2 separate regions of the Homo sapiens genome follow, and region 1 is linked to region 2. The links are chromatin loops, found by intact Hi-C in ENCODE. Cell type or tissue: HepG2. All regions are shown on one strand.

Region 1 (4,000 bases), 200 kb before region 2:
CGTTCCCGCTGTTCTGAAGACAGAGACCTCCGCGAGCGGAGCACGAGCTCCCAGCCTATCATGAACATCGAGCAAGACGTGGCACGTGAATTTCATTTCTCAAGGAGAATGGCACTAAAATCCTTGGCTAGGGAGAATGTTTCCAACAGAGCAAGGCAGTCAGTCCCCGGGAGCTGAGGTCCCTGTACATCGTGTATTACTAAACAGCTGCCCCTTCCATCCTCTCTGCTTCTACAGGCTGTCCCATAAAGTTGATAACATTGAAGACTTCTGAGCTAGCTTGAGAATGATGTTGATTACAATAATGAGCCTTATTTTCTAATCATTCCCCACACCACATGACCCACACCTTCCTCCCTTCTAGCCTGCTTGGCAGGTCAGCCTCAGATGATGAGGAGGGAGGCCAACCGGGCCTGGCTTGGAGGCTCCCCAGAGCCCCCGCAGTCTGCTGAGTGTGGGGCGACTGTCCATGGGTCTTGCTCTAACTCAAGGGAAGCTGGAGCACCCTTCCTCGAGGGTCTTGCTGCCTGGCTGGCCAGGAGGACAGTGTGGATGGAGCCACACACCCTGAGGTCCTTCCCAGGAAGGGAAGTCTTCCAGCCTCGCACCAGCCTCTATAACCATCACTCAAAGGTGGGTAAGCAGCCCTGGTACTCAGAAACCACGGCAGCCCTATAGAGGGGATGCTTTGCTTGAAGGGGCCTTTTAGTACTGTCTTTGCTGGGATTCTCCCAGGGCTGTTTACCTGGAAGGTTCTGGAAACACTAGAGTGGAGGGGAAGTTCTACTGGAAGGCAGCCAATGAACGCTGTGTTTGCAAGCCGGCTGCCATGACAGGGGCAGGGTCGGGGGGGCAGAAGTCTGCTGGGAAAATCCTAGAAGCCGGTGCAGAACACGTGCAGTGGGACGCTCGATGTGGAGTATTCACAACCCCTGCTGTAGGGCCTGAGAGCTGATTCCCTCCCTGCCAGGCTGAGTGCTGTCAGGCAGGGAAGGCGGAGCTGGGCAGGGGAGTCAGGCAGGCAGGGAAGGCGGAGCTGGGCAGGGGAGTCAGGGGAGCCCCAGGGAAAGCAAGTCCTGCTTGGTCCTGCCAGCTGCTCCCCGGACCTACGGGTCTGGGAGTCACCAGGCTCCAAGGAGTGACCCCCCAACCATGGTCAGAGCACCCCTTGCTCATGGGCGGGCGTAGGGAGCCAAGGAAGGAAGGTCCTGGGTGTGGGCATGGAAAGGCTCTTCATGGAGACCTCTGCTTGCCCTTCGGGGCTCACCCAAGCTTCCTGACTGATGCTGGGGCCTCACTGCTGGGCCTCACGTGGAAAGAGCCACTGCACACCCCTGGGGCTGGGGGATTTCTGTCTGAGCCACAATGCTGCTAGTGGCAAAGTATGCAGAGTAGAAAAAAAAGCGGGGTCCCCACATATCCCGGGGCTCCTGTGGTGCAGCCGGACCCCAAGACCCTCCCGCTGCTGAGAGGACATGCAGGCTGTCGTGGGCACCTGGCCCTCCTCTGTGTCTGTCCCAGCCCCACATCCACACCAGGGACTGAGCCAGTGCGGGCAGAGGCCCGCCTGCGGCCACAGCCCTTTCACTGGCTGCTCTCTGGGGGCCTCCTTTGACTCTTCTTCTAAGCAAGGGAGGCCTGGCCTGAGAGAAGCTGGTTTGCACATCTCCCCTGTCCACACTGCCCTCCCAGACCCACCCCCGCCCGAGGCTAGACGGAGAGAATAGCCCGGTATGGACACAGGCCGCTTTGCACACACTGGGTCCGCACAGTGCCGAGAGGCCACTCACTCGCTTTGCTTCTTCCCGTGGCTCCCCTTAGGAACTCGGATTCTCGGGGGAACCCGCCTCACCCCTCCCACAGAGGAACAGCCTCTCCAAGGACCCTGTGGCATCAGCACCCTCAGCTCTGAAGACACGGCCTGTGTTTCTTTCCAGCCTGACTGAGGTCCAGAAAGGAGAAAAAAGCAGGCAAGGGGTCCTGCCGCTCTGTGGCCAGCCGGGCCGGGCTGGGAACACCTCTGGCTTCAAGACTCCTCCAGGCAGGACAATGGGGGCCCGAGACCCCTCTCATTTGGCAGCTGTGTGCCTTCTTTTGTTCTTCACTGAAGGCCAAGCTGAGCACGTGCTCTGTGAGCTGCTGGGTGGAAGGAGGAGAGTAGCCCCCGCAGTAACACCAGCCTGGCCCCCATCCAAGTCCAAGCAGAGCAAGGGCAGAGCTGACTTCACACTGCCAGATCCCCTACTTCCGAATTTGGCCAAGTAGCCTGCTGACGGAAGAAAACAATGCCACAGGAATGTGAATCACAGCAAGGAAGAGTTTTCTAAGTGGGAAGGATGAGAGACCTTCTAGAAGTTTCCAGGGGAAGACAGTGGAGCTCTTTGAAGCATGAGAGTGCTGGGACGTGAGGGGGTCACTCTGCTGTGAGTTAGCCAGAAGCAGGAACTGCTGAGCCACACACCCACCGCCAGGCCATGCTGTTCTCCAACACAAGGGCTTTAAAGACGAGTTCTCCAACACGAGGAACCCACCCGCGCGCCTACAGGGTGCACCATGTTTGCAGAGAGAAGTCTCCGTGTGATGCTGGCCTGGGCTACTTCTGGCTGAGCAGGAGCCCTGGGCAGAAAGATCACCTGAGATCAGCACCAGCTCCTTGTAGCTGCGACTCTAAGATTGCCTTAGGCACACTGGTGAATGTAGCCGTCTAGCTGCTTTCAGTTGCTTTGCAGACTAAGTGTTCCTGGCAAAATCGGAAAAGCTATTTCAACTTGATCGCCTTGAAGTGGAACATCCTCCAAGACAACAGAAAGCAGGGGAGGGTGTGGCCCATTTTCTCCAGGCAAACTTAATTCCATTCTGGGATTAGACACACTGGAAAGGCTCAGGACCCCCAAACGTGGACTCCTGGGTCGCATCACTCAAGGATGCAGTGTGAATTTGAGGAGGGTGGAAGGTACAAGGTGCTGCCATCCCAGTCCCTGCACGGCCCTCCATCCGCTGTGGGAGCTGCGGCCACTTGGCCTGACTCCCCCCGCTCTCATCAGTAATGCAGAGATGCTATTCTTTCTGCAGGGTCATTGTCAGGACTAGAAAATCACTTAAAGGCTGTCGCCCAGCAGCTGTCAATAAAGAAGGGCCACCCGGCTCCTCCCCTTCCAGCCCCTTCCTCAGGGCTCTGCGGTCATTTCCTTGGCTCCCCTTTGTTGGGCCTGTAGAGAAAGACTTCCTTTCTGCTGGCCCAGGAGCACTAATGATGTGTCTGATAGCCCAGATTGAAGTTATCAAAATATTAAGACTCAGCTTATCTTCAAAGCTATGCTGGCTGGCACACACCCCCACATTACACATGTGGACACAATGCACACACAGACAGGCACTCACATCTTCCCTGGCCCTGCTTGACAGTGGGAATCAGCTCCCGGCTGGTGTCAGGGACCAGGACTGTACTGGATTTTATGGAGGCACATGTCCTGCATTCAGGTGACCACAAAGGACCTTGAGATTCCGGGGTGCAGGCGTCAGACCTGCAGCAGAGCAGCCAGTGGGCCTGCACGGGGTCCCTCCGGTGGACTTGCCAGACACGGCTCTTGAAGGATCCATCCTTGAGTGTGCCTTTGGGGAGGCAACGAACCCAAAAGGGACCCCTGAGAGCCCAGCCCTCTCCTGTGGGAGGTACTGACCTGTGGATGGAAATTCCTCCCTCATTCATAACTGAGGCGCATTAGAAGCCTGAGGTACTTTCTGTAAGGGCTGCCTGTCACAGCCCCACAGTTCAACCACGGCACCTGTCTGTGACTCTCCTTTCCTGCCCTGTCCTCTTCGGATGGGCACACAGCTCCAGGAAGACACGGACCCCACACAGACAGCCTAGTTTGCATTATTTAAGACAGGTGCAGTGCATCACAACAAAAGAAAGCTGCAAGAAATCCAGACCCACTTCTGTTTAGCTTTGAGTGAGTTGGATGATATTGGGGAACACCTTTCTAATAATATTTCTCTT
Region 2 (4,000 bases):
TTAAAAAGATAAATGTCATGACATTTAGTGTTTTGGATTAATGGGAAATAGGCCAATAATTGCATGGATTTCAATAAGCTTAAAAATAATATTCTTGCGTTATAATGACATTAAAACATTGACTTAATTTCTAGTTGCTGCGTTTTGATTTTTGATCATTTAATATTGCAGAATCACCTGTTGTGTAACAGTTTTTATGTTAATATGTGTGGTCATGTCTTGTGTAAGGATATTTTGGTTAATGGTGGACTGCATAGACAGCAGTGTTTCCATGAGATTATAATAGTGTATTTTATTGTAACCTTTTCTAGGGTTGGATATGTTTACATCCACAGATACTTAGCATTGTGTGACAGTTGCCTACAGTATTCAGTACAGTAACATGCTGCGCTGGTATGTAGCCTTGGAGCTACTAGTGTGTACTATACAGGCTAGGTGTGTAGAAAGCGCTACCATCTAGGTGCGCGTGTGTGTGTGTGTGTGTGTGATTACAATACACTCTGTGGTGTTCGCATGATGGAATCACCTAAGGATGCGTGTCAGAATGTATCCTGTCATTAAGGATGCATGACTCTGTGTGTGTGTGTGTGTGTGTGTGTGTGTGTGTAGAAAGAGAAAGACAGTGACTGTTAGGAGACACGTTACTTGACATTTTTGAGGAAAACTTGGAACCAGGTCTATATTTCTAAAAATTACATACCATTTTTCTGTCCTTCACCCTGTTTCTCTGTTGTTGTTGTTGTTCTTTAGGGCCCTCCAGAATTTCCACAGCATACACCTGGACCTGTTCCCAACAGTTTCAGCCAGCCCCCACGACTCCCTCTCCAGGACCAGTGGAGAGCCCCACCCCCGCCTCAGGATCGAGACCCTTTCTTCTTAGGAGGTACAGAAAGAGTGAGTGGTGTGGAGTAACAACAGAAGCTGCATTGGGTGATGTGCCCAAACACATTTATTTTGTAAACTGAATTGAACTCCCAGTTGGAGATGTTAGGAATGCCAGGTTTTTGTACCATAGCAGTTCTGCCTGTCATTTCAGGTGCTAAAATTGGACATTGTTGGTATCTGAAATCGGAACATCTCATATAAAAGGGAATTTATGTATAGAAAATGACAAATGAAGCAATCTAGAAATAAGAGGCAAAATCTGGAATTGTTTCCAACATTCATAACCTGTCAACACTTGTGACTTCTGTCCACAGTAGGATAGTGCTTCAGACTGCTTTTCTGAGAAGCACATGGTCTTTTTAACCTGAAGTTAATGATGTTGTGTTACCTTTCAGTTTCAGGTGAACCAAGATTCCCGAGCCATCTTTTTCTGGAACAGCGAAGTCCCCCTCCACCACCACCGCCTCCTACCCTTCTTAACAGTAGCCATCCTGTTCCTACTCAGAGTCCTCTACCATTCACTCAGCCAGGACCAGCATTTAATCAGCAAGGACAGCAGCCAGTGTTCCCAAGAGAGCGGCCCGTACGACCAGCCTTGCAGCCTCCAGGTCCGGTGGGGATTCTGCACTTTAGCCAGCCTGGGTCGGCAACCACACGGCCCTTCATTCCTCCTAGACAGCCGTTCCTGCCAGGCCCAGGACAGCCGTTTCTGCCCACACACACACAGCCCAACCTGCAGGTAATGCATCCTGAGTGAACCTCCAGGGAAAAAATGTGTAGCTTCAAGGCTTTGTGTTCCATAAAGTTTCAGATTTTTATTTGAGCCTACTAATTTGTGGTTATTTAAAGAATAGAGTATTAGTCTCAAATGTACTGTTTGTTAAAGACAACTTTTTTCAACAATGTTACTTATCTCAATACAAGAAAAAAATGGGAAAATGTCATTTTTTGGGAATTGAAAAATGCTACTTATTATAATTGTTTAAAGGGTATACTACTAATAAAATTAGGACATGTTTTGATAATACATTTGCTCATCTGTATAAAATTTCATGAGAGGTTTACCAGTGGAAATACTTTGTCAAATTATATTCCTGCAGTAGACAGTTTTGAAAAGAGTCTTTGCATGGAGGGAAGAAGATGTTGCTGTTCACTGGTTATTTGAAGGCCTTGAGTGCCCTCTGCCGACCGGCTTCTGCTTCATGGGTTTTCACTGGTTATTTGAAGGCCTTGAGTGCCCTCTGCCCATCGGCTTCTGCTTCATGGGTTGACATGCGTCTGTAACATCTTTCTTACCAAGTGTATATTTCTTCTTGTATTGTAGGGTTACTATTAAAATACATAGCGATGGTAAACTTGAATCAACTATTTAAAAATACGTGGAATACGTATCTAAGCCAAAAACGGAAAATGAATATTATCTAGGGTGTTAAAGGAAGATAAAATGTTTTTAAGAATTTTTCTTTTTATTAAAAAAATGCAATTAATACATCCCCATTGCAGAAATTTTCAAGTATATATAAGAAAGGAAATTAAATACTCTCGTTACCTAGAAACAATTCAGGAGCTTTTTTTTTTGTCTTTTTTTAAATGCACATCTTCTCGCCACCTGCTTTTTCCCTCCAGTGTCACATATCATTTGATCTTTTCATGTCAGCGAGTTGGTTTTGATGCCATCGTTTGAGAGTGCTGTATGCGGTTCCCTTTCATGCTGTCTGTGTGGTTGCATGTGTGTATACTGGTTTCAGTACTTTAGTATCATAGTGCTACAGGGAACATGCTTTAGAGTTATGAGTTTGTCTGCATACCTAGTTTTCCTTAGGACAATTCAATCCTAGAATTACTGGATTAAATATAAAATTTAAGGTAATAGCTTCTGGCTTATTACTGCATTTTAGATAGTATTACCTTCATCAGCAAGTCTAAAATGAAGTTTTGGTATCGCTGAAAGTTCCTTTCTTGTGTTGAGGTTTTTTAGGAAATGATTGAAGTGATTATGCCCGGTGTAACCATTTATGAACTGTTGTTTCTCTTTCTTTGGAAATGGAAGGGGCCGTTGCATCCTCCATTGCCCCCTCCGCATCAGCCTCAGCCTCAGCAACCTCAGCAACAGCCCCCGCCACAGCACCAGCCTCCGCACCAGCCCCCGCACCAGCCCCCGCCCCAGCACCAGCCCCCACCCCAGCACCCACCACAGCACCCGCCGCAGCACCAGCACCACCACCACCACCACCACCTGTCCGTCCCGCCCCCTCCTTTGATGCCGATGTCTCAGCCACAGTTCCGGCCTCACGTACAGACCGCTCAGCCTCAGGCCAGCAGCAGCCGGATGCAGTGCCCCCAGCGCCAGGGGCTCCGGCATGTAAGTGTCAAGGGGTGTCTTCCCTGTGTCTTCCTGGGAGGCCTTTTAACTTACAGGACTTGAGGGGCATAATATGTAGGTTAGAATATTTTCCAGTTCTGATTTCTGTTTATAAAATGTGTAGTACATAGTTCTGAAGTGAATCCATGTTTTAAAAAACACTCAGGTGATTTGTTTTCTTGACTACAAGAATTGATAAGATACTCCTTTTGTGTCTCAAAGACTGTGTTAATATTTACTTAAGCATCTTTCTTGTATCTAGATATTTCTATAGCAATAGACAGGAATTAATAGACACGTAACTTTAGAAAATACTTTTGGGTGGTAGTCACTTTCCCTTTACCAGTGGCTTATTTTTTGATGTATAGATTATCTCTGTCTTTTTGGTCCCTGAATAAATACATAAATGAATTCAGGAAAAATACGTTGACTGTTCTGTTGCCAGGTGCTACTCTAGTCCTGGAAATACAGCAGTGAACAGAAGAGACAAATTCTTTTCCTTCAAGGAGCTTATACTCAGTCGAGGGAGATTAGCATACATTTATTTGTGGGGTTGTGTTCTCAAGCACCATCAGCAAATGTGTGACTTGTCGTGCATTAAAAGAAACTGGGAAACAATGTATTGCTCTGAAAATAAAAGGCCACAGTCATTGCCCTTGTCCTCCATTAAATACATATAAGAAGCTTTTGTAATTTTGTTTTTAGGAAAGGGAGACACAGTGTGGCTAGTGGTCAGGGTTTTTGCCTCCATTA

Evidence for each region. A loop is a pair of places that touch in the nucleus more often than their neighbours do. Peaks named below come from ENCODE experiments on the same cell type or tissue, not always from the same donor. Only the 100,000 strongest peaks of a DNase experiment are listed, where the experiment ranks them.
Region 1: it touches region 2 in a loop (16-fold over the local background); 2 of 110 quality-filtered maps call a loop at or near these places.

What each region holds. Positions count from the first base shown.
Region 1 is chr7:155,541,199-155,545,198 of GRCh38, forward strand. The region is part of intron 2 of CNPY1 (canopy FGF signaling regulator 1); the gene reads right to left. Among named protein-coding and RNA genes, the nearest start is that of CNPY1, 3.4 kb to the right of the region's middle. RefSeq lists an enhancer at 889-1,689. In HepG2, a CTCF peak has its summit at 2,470; a DNase peak (open chromatin) is centred at 2,473; H3K27me3 peaks cover 3,649 bases.
Region 2 is chr7:155,736,780-155,740,779 of GRCh38, forward strand. It overlaps RBM33 (RNA binding motif protein 33), which reads left to right. Exons shown (of 18, transcript NM_053043.3): 10 at 751-883; 11 at 1,281-1,624; 12 at 2,936-3,247. Among named protein-coding and RNA genes, the nearest start is that of SHH, 74 kb to the right of the region's middle. In HepG2, a CTCF peak has its summit at 2,077 (motif pointing left); a DNase peak (open chromatin) is centred at 2,072.